Linked DNA regions of Homo sapiens: region 2 is linked to region 1. A link is a contact called in ENCODE Hi-C or POLR2A ChIA-PET data. All regions are on one chromosome and are shown on one strand. Each heading gives the region's core, a stretch centred on a gene start or an enhancer-like site at or near the end of the contact. The rest is flanking DNA. Distances are from core to core; before and after follow the strand shown.

The links. A loop is a pair of places that touch in the nucleus more often than their neighbours do. ChIA-PET counts read pairs that join two places held with the same protein, here RNA polymerase II (POLR2A). Pooled maps may share reads with other maps.
Region 2: a pooled map shows a loop between it and region 1 (2.5-fold over the local background). The contact joins the enhancer-like site here to the promoter of TIMM23 in region 1. A Hi-C loop is called at or near these places in 2 of 50 pooled maps. POLR2A ChIA-PET finds 5 or more read pairs at or near these places in 2 of 52 experiments (BJ and activated CD4-positive, alpha-beta T cell).

The regions. Positions count from the first base shown.
Region 1 is chr10:45,968,548-45,974,721 of GRCh38, forward strand. It overlaps TIMM23 (translocase of inner mitochondrial membrane 23), which reads left to right and starts at 3,942. Exons shown (of 7, transcript NM_006327.4): 1 at 3,942-4,183. The coding sequence starts at 4,078. It also overlaps the pseudogene PARGP1-AGAP4 and the pseudogene PARGP1. RefSeq lists enhancers at 3,426-4,116, 3,633-3,762.
Region 2 is chr10:46,088,712-46,095,320 of GRCh38, forward strand. No RefSeq gene overlaps it. Among named protein-coding and RNA genes, the nearest start is that of MSMB, 46 kb to the left of the region's middle. RefSeq lists a silencer at 2,828-3,122. Within about 2 kb of position 3,865, at least 6 of the 41 ENCODE cell types and tissues checked have a DNase peak (open chromatin) inside an H3K27ac peak, as active enhancers do.

The DNA.
Region 1 (6,174 bases), core at 2,692-5,191:
GATCAGTCCTTCTTAGGGCCTCAGAGAAAGGACTGCTTACTGCTCTTTGCAATATCACTTCGTTAAGCCTTTATTTCCTCACCCAGAAAATGAAGCTAACAACACCTACTTCTAAGGGTTATGTGGATCAATTACAAAGCAAAAATTAGAGAAAATATTGTGTTCAGCCTCACAAAGCACTCAATATGTTATCTCTCGACATTTCCACCCAGTCTTTTTTTTTTCCACTGAGATCAATAATTCTCCAACTTTGACTTCACACCATTTACATTTACTCTCATCAGCAACATTATTCAGTACCCAGTATATTTTAATCAGCAAGTCATTCAATTAATAGCTATAGATACAGCCAAAAGGCACAAAATGCAATAAAATTCACCTGCATGTCAAAGGAACATTCCACTTTCACAAAAAGTCTATAGCAACACATCTGGATAAACCTGCGTCATCACAATGTGAATAACATGCTGAGTTCTGCCAATATGCAGGTTTGCAGATTTTTTTTTTCTTTTTTCAGAAGTGGGGTCTCGCTATGTTGCTCAGGCTGGACGGGAACTCCCGGGCTCAAGTGATCCTCTTGCCTTAGCCTCCCAAGTAGCTGGGACTACAGGTGCATGCCCAGCAAAATTAGCGATTTCAGTCAATACAAGAAATATGTCCAGGAAGATAAAGAATATAAAATTTAAAGATACTGAATAAATATCCATTTCGCTACCCCGCCTACTTGTCCTAAGATAATTATATATAAAAATTTAAATACCAAGTTCCTAAAGGAATCCCAAAAATTCAAACAATGGGCTTTTGATACAAATATAGTCTTTGAACATTCTGTTAATTGGTGTCCTGTGCCAGGTATACAGAAAACATTTAAACATGCGAAATACAGCCCCAAGTATTCATTTGGTACCTCTTCTGCAGAAATCTTAATTAAGATCCAACCAGTGAGGACTGACTGCCCTCACCCCTATTTGCAACTAACTCCTCCTCCTTTACATGCAAATAAGGTTAATGAAACCACAAACTATCCAGTCACAGAAGCTGAAGTACACCTGAACATATACCTGAAGTTCACCTTCAGTTCCCTCTCCCCTATACCAAGTTCTCTGAAATCTACATCCTAAATTTTAAATCCATCCCTTCCTCATACTCTTTAAACACATCGCTTACTAGACAACTGCCATTTGTTTCTTGCAACTAGTCTCCCTGTCTACAGCCTTGACTATCCAGTGTTCTACAAACTACAAATGACCAGTCATTTTTCAATGAAATAACACAGACAATATAAGAATGCATCACACATAGAAAGATTAAGTATTATTTCATGAAACATTTATTTCAGTTATAAATATGGCTTATTTGCCAGGTTACATATATTTCTTACTCTGTGTACTGGATAAAATTTATGCTGTGGGTTGCAGTTAGGAAAGTCCAAAAGCCACTTTTCTAAAATATTAACCAAATGGTATTCCCACGCTTAAAAGCTTTTTAGTGGTTTCTCCATTAACCACAGAATAAGGTTGAAATTCCTTAAAATGGAATTTGAGTTTCTTCATAAGCTCCTGTCTGCCACCCAGCCTCATCAGACACTCCTCTGTCATCTTATGCTCCAGTCTTACCAACTTTTGCATGTCTTATTCCCTCTGCGTGTATAATTCTTTCTCCTCTTGATTTATACAGCAAATCTTCCTCATCCTTCAAGGCCTAGTGCAAGTCTACTTGGTACTGTCCCTAAGTTCGAAGACATCTAAGTGTACACTCTTCACCAGAGAACTGCCCGAGCTCTGCCCAGCCTCTTACACTGTTAATGAATGCATCCTTTTTGAAATGCTCTCCTTTGTCTGACACAACACGAGCCAGGCTTTCCTCCCACCTCTACAGCCGCTTCTCTTCAGTCTACTCTTAAACTTTGGTGTTCCTAAGGCTTCTGCCCTAGGTCACCTTTACTTTCTCTACATGTTTATGTTATCTATGCCCATAGCATCCATTATAATGTTTATGCCATGAACTCCCCAATCTACTTCTCCAGCACAGAAATATTTCTTCTCAAGTATCCCATTCTTTCATGAATCCATCCCCTTCCCTATTGCCAGCATCCAGGCCTAAGCTACAATTATTTCCAACCTAGATTAACTCCTTAACTGAGTCTTGATGCTCCACTTGAGTTCCTTTTCAATCCATTCTTTATTTTCCACACACCAGCCACACAGACTTTTCAACAAATAAATAAGTCTAATCAAGTCACTCCCCTACTAAAAACCCTTGAGTAGCTTATCAATGCCCTTAGAGTTCAAAATCCTTAGCAATGTCTACATATCCAATTTGATCTGACTTTTCTGTACCACCCTGCAGCCTCATCTCTCACACTCTCTTGCGTTCACTCTATATATCAATTGCACTCCTGTTTTTGTTTTGTTTTGTTTTGTTTTGTTTGAGGCGGAGTTTCGCTCTTGTTGCCCAGGCTGGAGTGCAATGGTGCCCTCTCGGCTCACTGCAACCTCCGCCTCCCGGATGCCAGTGATTCTCCTGCCTCACCTGCCTCAGCCTCCGGAGTAGCTGGGATTACAGTTGCCCGCCACCACGCTAGGCTAATTTTTTGTGTTTTTAGCAGAGACGGGGTTTCACCATATTGGTAAGGCTGGTCTTGAGCTCCTGACCTCAGGTGATCCACCCGCCCCGGCCTTCCAAAGCGCAGGGATTACAGGCAAAACCACCGCGCCCGGCCTCCATTGCACTCCTGAAACACTTCTTACTTCCTCTTCATCTAACTCCTACTCATTCTACAGTCCTCAGAATAAGCATCTCATCTTCTGGAGGACTATTTTCGATTCCATAAATTCAGTTAGGTAAAACAATCTGTCTTTCATCTATCAGAACATCCATTACCTTTTATTATATTAACTTTTGCTATCGTCTATCTCTCCAGATAGATTTTAAGGTATGAAGGCAGAGGCCAAGTTTCTCTCATTCAACACTGTATACCAGGGACGGGTACAATGCCAGCTTAGACTAATAGCTCTGCACCCTGGGACCCAGAATCTGCACAAGTGAAGTTGTTTTCTTCCTATCTAGAGGCTGAAGCGCCCTACTGTTTTACATACACAATTAGATCTCCTTGACGACTAAGGCAATTTCTCAATCAAACCTGAAGAAGCAAACAGGTGGTGGAGTCTCCTGCCATTTTCCGCCCTGTGAGTGACTGCTCATCAGAGTTTCTCACATCAATCGCACTGGGAAAAATGCGGCCCCATTCACCCACTAGTGGCTTTGGTAGCTCAGCAAGTGGACCTCAGAGTGATGATGCACACAAGACCAGAAAGGAGTGACTGGAGTCCCTGAGACCAGAAGGTTCGGGCCGAGGCGAAGGACAAAGATTTTTATTTTCCCACGTACCAAGCGAGGTGGCGCTGCCTCTGTGCTGTCCCGCCTGCCCTGGGACGCAGGCTGGCGAGGACGGTGGGACCCTGAACTGCACGTGAGCGTCCTTGGGGTCGAGGACGCGCCTCTGCCTGCTCGGAAAGCTCCGGGCGTCCGAAGCAGCCGGCGAAGTTGTAGCGGCGCCCCAGCGGGGTCGCTTGGTGCAGGGTTCACAGCCGGGGCCCGCATTCATGCTGGGACCAGCAGCGCACTGTCCCCGGGCCGGCCCCGGGCGGAGAGCCTCATTTCACTAACCTGAGAGAGATGGACTGCGCGTCCTTCTCAGCGCCTGCCTGCACCATTCCCTCTCTGCCGCTGCCTGCTTCTGCAATTGCTGATCCGCCGGCCTCCCAAGTCAGGCCGTAAACACTCGCCTGCTTTCTCTCTTCCACTGGCACCCCACCTGCCTCAATGCGCCGCTTTGATTCGGGATTCGTTCACTTTCCCACCACCGGAAAGCTGCCGTCAGGCGCTTCCAGCTTCCGGGGCGCACATTGCCGCAAAGCGGAAGTGTGGCGCTTAACGGGAACCGGCGCCCGGAAGGTCAGCGTGTGAAGTAGGCGCTGGCAACGCGGGGTTACCCGCTGTTATTGAGGAGTAACGGCCCAGCGGACCACCCAGGCTTGAGGCAGCGGCGGGAACCACTCGGTTTGCTGCGATACCATGGAAGGAGGCGGGGGAAGCGGCAACAAAACCACAGGGGGATTGGCCGGCTTTTTCGGAGCCGGCGGAGCAGGTTACTCGCACGCGGATTTGGCTGGCGTCCCGCGTAAGTATGGGGCCTAGCTTGCGATTATTTCTGACTGGTTTTTGCGTCTACACTAAGTTGCGCGTCCCATGTTTTATGTTGTTGTTTTTTTTTTCCTTGCTGGCATTTACAAGCTTAAGTACCAGTGGTGGGGTTAGTGTATCTGCATGGCTGCTCTTTCAAGATAGAAAGGCCTAAAAAAGGGCCACGGATCTCCTGGGGAAGCTGTCCGTGATTGACCTGGACTCGCGAGATGATGCATGTTTTCTTAGGTTTATATCCAAGCCTCCTACGTTTTGTGTGTGGTGGGCCGTGTGATTGACCCTTGATTAAGAGTAGAGCCGAGCTTTGGGAGTAAATGTATTCCAAATAGCAAGCCCGTAGTTAACTTTTTAGTACACAGCGACATATTCTGAGCCTCCAAGTAGCCGTCAGGGCAGAATATTCAGTAATATTGTTTGTAAGTGAGAAATAAATGACTTGGGACAGGCTAGGAAACCTTCTTTAGGAGCTAGGAAGTAAGCTGAACTTTAAAGGTGATATATAGACATGAAGAAAGAAGCCAGGTAAGAATTATAGAAACGGAAATAGGCAACATCAAGGTATACAGAGGCATAAATATCTTGCCTTTGCCTCTCCTCGGTCTTGTGAAAATGTTTTCCAGAACTTTGGTACTTTGTAACTGTGGTTGTTCAACTAGATAAATACAACTTGGACCTAAAGATAGGCAGTTGGTCGTGGATAAAGCCTTTACGAAAGTACTTTCTTTTTAGAGAATCCTTGTAATATTTCTCTAGGTATTTTATACTAAGGAACAACAACAACGAAATATGTTCAGACTGTAGTGCAAAAAAATATAAAAGACCTTTCATTTCCCTGGTGTCACCTTTGTCAAAAAACTGAATCTACAACACATGGTGTTTTGTTTCGTTTTTTTGTTTGTTTGTTTTTAGAGTCAGGACCTCGTTCTGTCACCCATATTGGGGTGCGGTGGCATGATTATAGTTCACTGAAGCCTCGCACTCCTGAGCTCAAACAATCCTCCCCTCTAAGCCTCCTAAGTAGCTGGGACTCTAGGTACGTACCACCACGCCTGGCTAATTTTTTTTTTTTTTTGACTTATTGTGGAGATGGGGTCTCCCTGTGTTGTCCAAGCTGGTCTCAAACTCTCGAACTCAGGCCATCCTCCTGTCTCGGCCTCCCAAAATGCTGGGATTCCTAGGCCTGAGCTACTACTTTACCTGTTTAGAACACAGTTTCATATTAATCTTAGTATCTCTGAGTTTCAGAGCACAAAGGGCATATACACTTCCTTAATGTGACAATATTGTTAAATTAATTTGATTAAGATTTGAAGGTAAATTGGGGGACCAGGGAATGAACACCATTTACTGAGCTTTTACAGTGTGCTAGCTACTTTTCTGGGGGCAGGACTATAGTGGTTTTTGTGGGGGTTTTTTTTGTTTTTTTTTGAAAAGAGGACTCTTGCGCTCACAGAGCTTACATAATACTGAGGTAAACCAACAAACATAAATTAAAACATTGCCGTTAGTGATAAGTGCTGTAAAGGGAATAAAGCAGAGTCTTGAGATTGTGATGGAAGCAGGATGCCATTTTAGAGCCGGTTAGGGAAAACATCTCAAGGGAGTTGACATTTGAGCTGTGACCCAAATACAGTACAAATGCTTGGGAGGCAAGTATCCAGGAAAATAGCTAGTGCAAATGTCCTGAAACAAAACAAATTTGGCAGGTTTAAGGAACAGCTCTTAGGCCAGTCTGTCTTCGTAGTTACAAGGGAGTTGGATCCATTGAAGTTTGTGAAATCAGAGAGGTAGGGAATGACAGCTAATGTAGGATTTTGTAAGTTATGGTAAGGAGTTTCGATTTTCTTAAGACAAATCACTGTAGTTGCTATGTAGACAGTGAATTGAAGGGGTAAGAGAAAGCAAGGAGTTAGGAAATTGTTGCTGTGAGATATGATGGTTGGACTAGGATGGTAGCAATAGAGAAGA
Region 2 (6,609 bases), core at 2,615-5,114, 120 kb after region 1:
TTACTACATATCCTACTTAGAACACAACTGTTTGGATTTTTCTTTTATTTTTTGAGACAGAGTGTCTCTGTGTCACCCAGGCTGGCGTGCAGTGGCATGCAACCTCAATTTCCTGGGCTCAAGTGATCTAAGATTCTTAACAAACACCTTTCCGCTTAAAAATCTAATATATAGGCTGGGCACTGTGGCTCATGCCTGTATTCCCAGCACTTTGGGAGGCTGAGGCAGGTGGATCACTTGAGGTCGAGTTTGAGACCAGCGTGGTCAACATGGTGAAACCCCGTCTCTACTAAAAATATAACAATTAGCCAAATGTGGTGGCAGATGCCTGTAATCCCAGCTACTCAGAAGGTTGAGGCAAGAGAATCGCTTGAACCCTGAAAGAGCAAGATACTGTCTCAAAAAAACCCAAACAGTTTTTGTTGTTGGTTTTTTTTTTTTTTTTTGAGACAGAGTCTTGCTCTGTCGCCCAGGCTGGAGTGCAGTGGTGCAATGTTGGCTCACTGCAACCTCCACGCCTCCCGGGTTCAAATGATTCTCCTGCCTCAGCCTCCTGAGTAGCTGGGACTACAGGCACGCACCACTGTGCCCAGCTAATTTTTATATTTTTAGTAGAGACAGGTTTTCATCATGTTGGCCAGGATGGTCTCAATCTCTTGACCTCGTGATCCGCCTGCCTCCGCCTCCCAAAGTGCTGTGATTACAGGCGTGAGCCACTGCAGCTGGCCTATATATATTTTTTTAATCTGACATATTAATGTAATTTTTAATATTTGTAAAAATCATTAAAAACCTTTCCAGAGGCCGGGCGTGGTGGCTCACACCTGTAATCCCAGCACTTTGGGAGGCCAAGGAAGGCCAATCACGAGGTCAGGAGATCAAGACCATCCTGGCTAACACGATGAAACCCCATCTCTACTAAAAAATACAAAAATTAGCCGGGCGTGGTGGTGGGCGCCTGTAGTCCCAGCTACTCGGGAGGCTGAGGGAGGAGAATGGCATGAACCCGGGAGGCGGAGCTTGCGGTGAGCAGAGATCGCGCCACTGCACTCCAGCCTGGGCAACAAAGCGAGACTCCATCTCAAAAAAAAAAAAAAAAAAACCTTTCCAGGTAAGAACAGCTACTACCACTTTGTTACATGCAATAACTCAGTTAAACAGCTTAAGAACTCACTGTAGTTTAGTGGTTAAGACCCAGCACTCCAGAGCTAGACGATCTGGATTCAAGTCCTGCCTCTATTATATATATGTGTGATTAAGCCACTGCACTCCAGCCCGGGCAACATAGCGAGACACTGTCTCACGAAAAAATATTTTAAAAAAGAATGATGAAAATGTAATATGTCATTTGGGAACATGTCTTAATAATGTAATAACATATATGTAGAATAAGTTCATTTTTATAAAGCAAGCATATAATTCCATAAGAGTACAAAAGAATGGCCAGGCTTGGTGGCTCATGCTTGTAATCCCAGCATTTTAGGAGGCTGAAGTGGACAGATCACCAGAGGTTAGGAGTTCGAGACCAGCTTTGTCAACTTAGTGAAACCTCGTCTCTACTGAAAATACAAAAAAATTAGCTGGGTGGGCATGGTGGCAGGCACCTATAATTTCAGCTACCTGGGAGGCTGAGGTGGGAGAATTGCTTGAACCTGGGAGGCAGAGGATGCAGTGAGCCGAGATCATGCCACTGGACTTTAGACAGGGTGACAGAATGAGACTCTGTTTCAAAAAAAAAAAGCGGTAGCAGGAAAGGCCAGCTTGGTATCCTGTGCTGAGCAACCAGACCTGGCCCCACTCAGGGCAAGCATCGGGTGCTCTCCCACCACTAAGGCCAACAGCAGCTGCTTCCAAGTCTGATGCTATCAGGCAACACTCTCAACATCTTCCTCGCTCAGGTGTCCAAAGGGCCCTGGCCAGCCGGACACTGGGCTCAGTGTGCCCGGGAGGGAGCAACTGGGCCTGTGGCCTGCACCCCTTGGTCAGCCCAACTCGGCCACCCTGAGCAGGACTGAGGGCTGCCCCAAAGCTTCATAATCGGGGTGGTTGCAAATTACATTCTAGGCTGTGTTAGGACTACGTATTGCAAACATTTTTTTTTCCCTTTTTTGCAAGGTGGATGGATGAAAAGAGAGAGAGAGAGAGAGATAAAGGAGCATGGGCAAACATTCACTGTAAAATCCCAGTGGTGGATATAGGTGTGTTTGTGTTCATTGCACAATCCTTTCCACTCACCTATAGGTTTGAAAATTTCAACAATAAAGGATGGAAGAAAACCAAATAACTAAAGAAGAAAATTATGCTTAGACATAGACAATCAGAAGTCATGATACATCCTGGGTGACAAGTGACTGATGAGAGGGACAGACCAAGCCCTTGGGCTGCAGGGAGTCAGAGGGGCTGGTCATCAGGGAAGGCTTCCAGGATGAGGTGCCCTATGAACAGGGCTGTGAAGGACAGGTGGGCTCGGCCCTTCAAGGTGAGGCAGGGCTTGCAGGGTGCCTACGCCCCACCTGGTCCCACCTCTGCACAGGGCGCCCAGAACAGGAAGTGGCTCCTGGAGGGCCTGGGGGTTCTGCTAAGAGCCTCAGACACCTGCCAGGCTTAGAAGGGAGGCTCCTGCCAAAACCCTCCAGCCATGTGTGGGGGATGGGCTCAGGACTGGCCTGGAGCAGTGAGCCCAGCAGAGGCCTCTGCCAGGCTGCATATGAGGCCTAGGACTGAATGGGGGAGTCTGGGCTGCGTGCCTCCCTCCCTGGCCTCCTTCCTGGGCTCCCTGGAGCCCTCCTGGTTTCTTGGTGGCAGCCTGCTGAGAGGGCTTATTCTGTTGCATTTAGGTTCCAGGTTCCTGCCTTGGCCTTTCCCTGCTGTGACTGTCACCCTCCATGTGGGGCAGCTTTGCCCAAGTCAGCCAACAGCTGACAGGTCAGGGCTGTGACTGCCGGGCCACGTGAGCAGAGGCAGAGGGCTGAGCTGGTGGGCAGAGGGCACCTGTCACCTCAACTCAGCTGCCACCAGGGAAGAGTGACGACTCACATCCTCACCTGGGGTTGACAGGACTGCTCAGACGCCACAGCCTGTGCATGTCCAGGGGACATCGTCAGAGGAGCACAGCTAGCACACTGGCTGCACGACTGAGCAGCTTTAAACCAGGAGCAGCAGAAAGAGACCCCAAGTGGGAGGGGAGCTCTCTCTACTCCACCCCCATCCTCAGCTCTGCATCGGGGAGAGGTGAGTGGGGTCAGAGCCCAGGACCAATCATGGAAGTGTCAGCACAGCTCCTGTTTCTGGGACCTACCAGCTCCCAGCCCTGTGCCAGTCCCTGCACAGCTCAGTGCCCTGGGACTCACGACAGGCCTGACAGCATCCTTTCTGTTCATGGGAGGCACCTCTGGAGCTCGCTGACATTGGACAATTTGCTCCTGGTCGTGTGCCCATGGAGAGCAGAGCTGACATGGACGGTGTGTCTGTCCTCACAGCCTACTGCCAGGGCACCCTGCAGTGAGGAACTGGGAGGCCAGAACCCAGCTGCTGCTCTGGGCCAGCAGCACCCAGTCTCGTGCTGTCCCCATGGAGGGAGGACACCCAGGGCTCTCTTCCTCTCCAGCAGCCGCATTTGCATAAATGCCGGCCATGCGGAGTCCCAGTGCGCACAGGTGGAGATCAGGACAGACAGGGGTCATCACAGAGGACCACACAAGGCTGTCACCACCCATGCTGGGTACCCAGATGGCATGAGGTCACCCTTAATTCCAGACAGTAGGGACAGATGCTGGGATTGATCTTGTGGGACTGAGGTGAGCCGAGGGTGTTTGTGTGGACACCTTTGTCGGGCTATGGAGGTTTCCTTCTGCTCCCAGGGTGCTGTGGCATGTTGACGCCCCCACTTCTTGTTCTTCATCCTCTGAGATAACCGCTTGGTTCCTGTTTCCCGTTTTGTTGATGTGGTAAATTTCACAGCTATTTCACCTTCTGCACCTGCCTGGCCTTCCTGGGAGGAGCCCTGGCTGCTCCTGCCCTGTGGTCTGGGTTAGCTGCTGCTCCATGCCATTTGCTAGTGTTTTCCTGTGAGCTTCTCACACATGTCTTTTCTTGCTTTAGGGTTAAACTTATTGTTGTGAGGTAACAACACACTAATTGTACACAAGTACTCACACTGCCACCTCTGCATACTCCCCCCACACCAATAGACACTCACATTCACACTCATGTGGGCCACACATCCACACCCACCCACCCATGCACACTGGACCACAAACACACTCAACCCACCCTATACCACACACATCACACCACACACCACACACCCGAAGCACACACACCCACACACCACACACATACATAAATAGCAAACACACATACACCAAAAATACCAAAGACACACCAAACATCCCATACACACACCACACACATCACACATGCACCACACACTCCCCACTCCCCCAACACACACCCAGCACACCCCACACACACAACATAAACAGCAAACACATATACAGACACCATACACACACAGCCATGGCACACACACCCACCTCCCACTGAATGCACACACAAACTATACATACATGCCATTACACCATTTCCTTCCCTACATGCCACACGCACAAGATATCCCCATGTAGACACCCACAAATGACACACACAACACGCCCAAACACTCTAGTCCCACTGTACACACACACACCACAGACACACATAAATAGTAAACACATATACACCACAAACAGCAAACACACACCACACATCCCATACACACACACCACACACAAGCAGTCCACTCCCGACTCCTCCACACAACAAACACACACTAGACACCACACACCAGGTACCCTTCCCACACACTTCCACAGCACCCCAGCTTATGCCACATACTCTGCACATAACCCACACACGCATGCATATATGCCCCCTACACACACTCACACCCCCACACATATACAGCACATACCTCCTCGGCTCCCACACCACATACACCCACAATACAACACACACAGATGCATCACTCATGCACACCCCACACACACCACACTCACAGCACATATACACACCCCACACACAGATCACATACACATTTACACAACACACAGACCACATATTACCCTCCCCCACAGACTTCACACACATCAAGCTTCCCACAGCACAACTTCCCACACATACTACACATACTGCACCCACACAAACTACATACACACATACCACACACACCAAACACATACACACCACATACACACACCACACTCACACACTCCCCACACACATCCTCCCCCACACATACCAAACAAATGCACACACTCCATACACACATGCACTAGTGCACACCACCCTTTGGCTACCCCAGGGCCTCCGCAGCTCTCACCTCCTACACACGCAGAGGAAGGCTCCACCGATGTCACATCAAGACAGGTCTTTGACGTGAGCTGGAACACAGGAGGGGTGGGGCGGGGCAGGGAGAGTGAGCCAGGCCCCCAGCCCCTCATCTCCACCCACTCACGGCATCAATGGTGCTTCTCAGGGCCTTGAAGCCATTCTCCACTGCAAACACATGGTCCGGAATGCCTGCCATTGCTGTTATCTACAGAGAGCAGAGCTAGCTTGGACCCCCAGCCCAGGGGTGAGGATGCAGCAGACCCCCAGCCCAGAGGACAGCGTCCTGCTCCCATGCTTTGGGGGCAGCAGAATGCCAGGCTCTGAGGGCCACAGCTTTCTCCAGCCAGCAGCCCACTCTCAGGGAGTGTCTTCCGCCCTCCCCTCTGGTGTGGTGGGATTTATACGACACGTGTCATTTCTGCAATAGTCATGGGGTGGCCCAACTCACTTGGGGCAGATTAGATGACCCTTCCCAGGGTGGCCCTGGAAAAGCCACCTGGGATGCCTTTCCCTACTCTAACCCTAACCTGATCACAAGGCTCCATATTGGTGCCTGGTTAACCTGTTTGGAATTACTGGGTCTTTCCTATAATCAGCCACACCCAGGGTGTAAATGGTGGCCCCCAGGCTCTAAGCCCTTTCAGCATAAGGGAAAGAAGGCATTGAGTATTAATTACCAAAATACATGAAGCAAAATGCTGATAAATATGAACTGAACTCACTTCTTTGAGAGTGTCCAAAAATGGATGTTTCATCATTGTTCCATTGGTCATTGCAATAATCATGCTGGAAACCTTGTTGTCTGCAGGAGAAGCAAGGAGTGGCCTGCTTAGCAAAGGCCCCAGAAGTGACCTCCAAAAGCTCTTGTGTTGGGAGAAGAGCTGAGTGTTGGGAGAAAAGCTGGGGCAGGGCTTGCATGTTTGCTAGACTTGCTGGCTCCTTGCTTTTAGCACTCCCATTATCTCAAGCAGCTGTATGTTTCTCATTCACTTGATACACTGTTTCCTTTCAACCCCCACATCCTCACGGGTTCTTTGTTTGAGCACCAATAAACAGCATGGGCTCGCAAAGCTCAGGGCCTTTGCAGCCTCCACACTTGCGGTGGCCCCCTGGTCCCACTGTCTCTCTCAAACTGTCTTTTTCTCATTCCTTTGACTCCGCCAGACTTTGTCGCTCCCACGATCTGGTGTTGGGTCTGATCACCCCAACACTCCGGGACCCCTGTGGGATGCTGGGCCT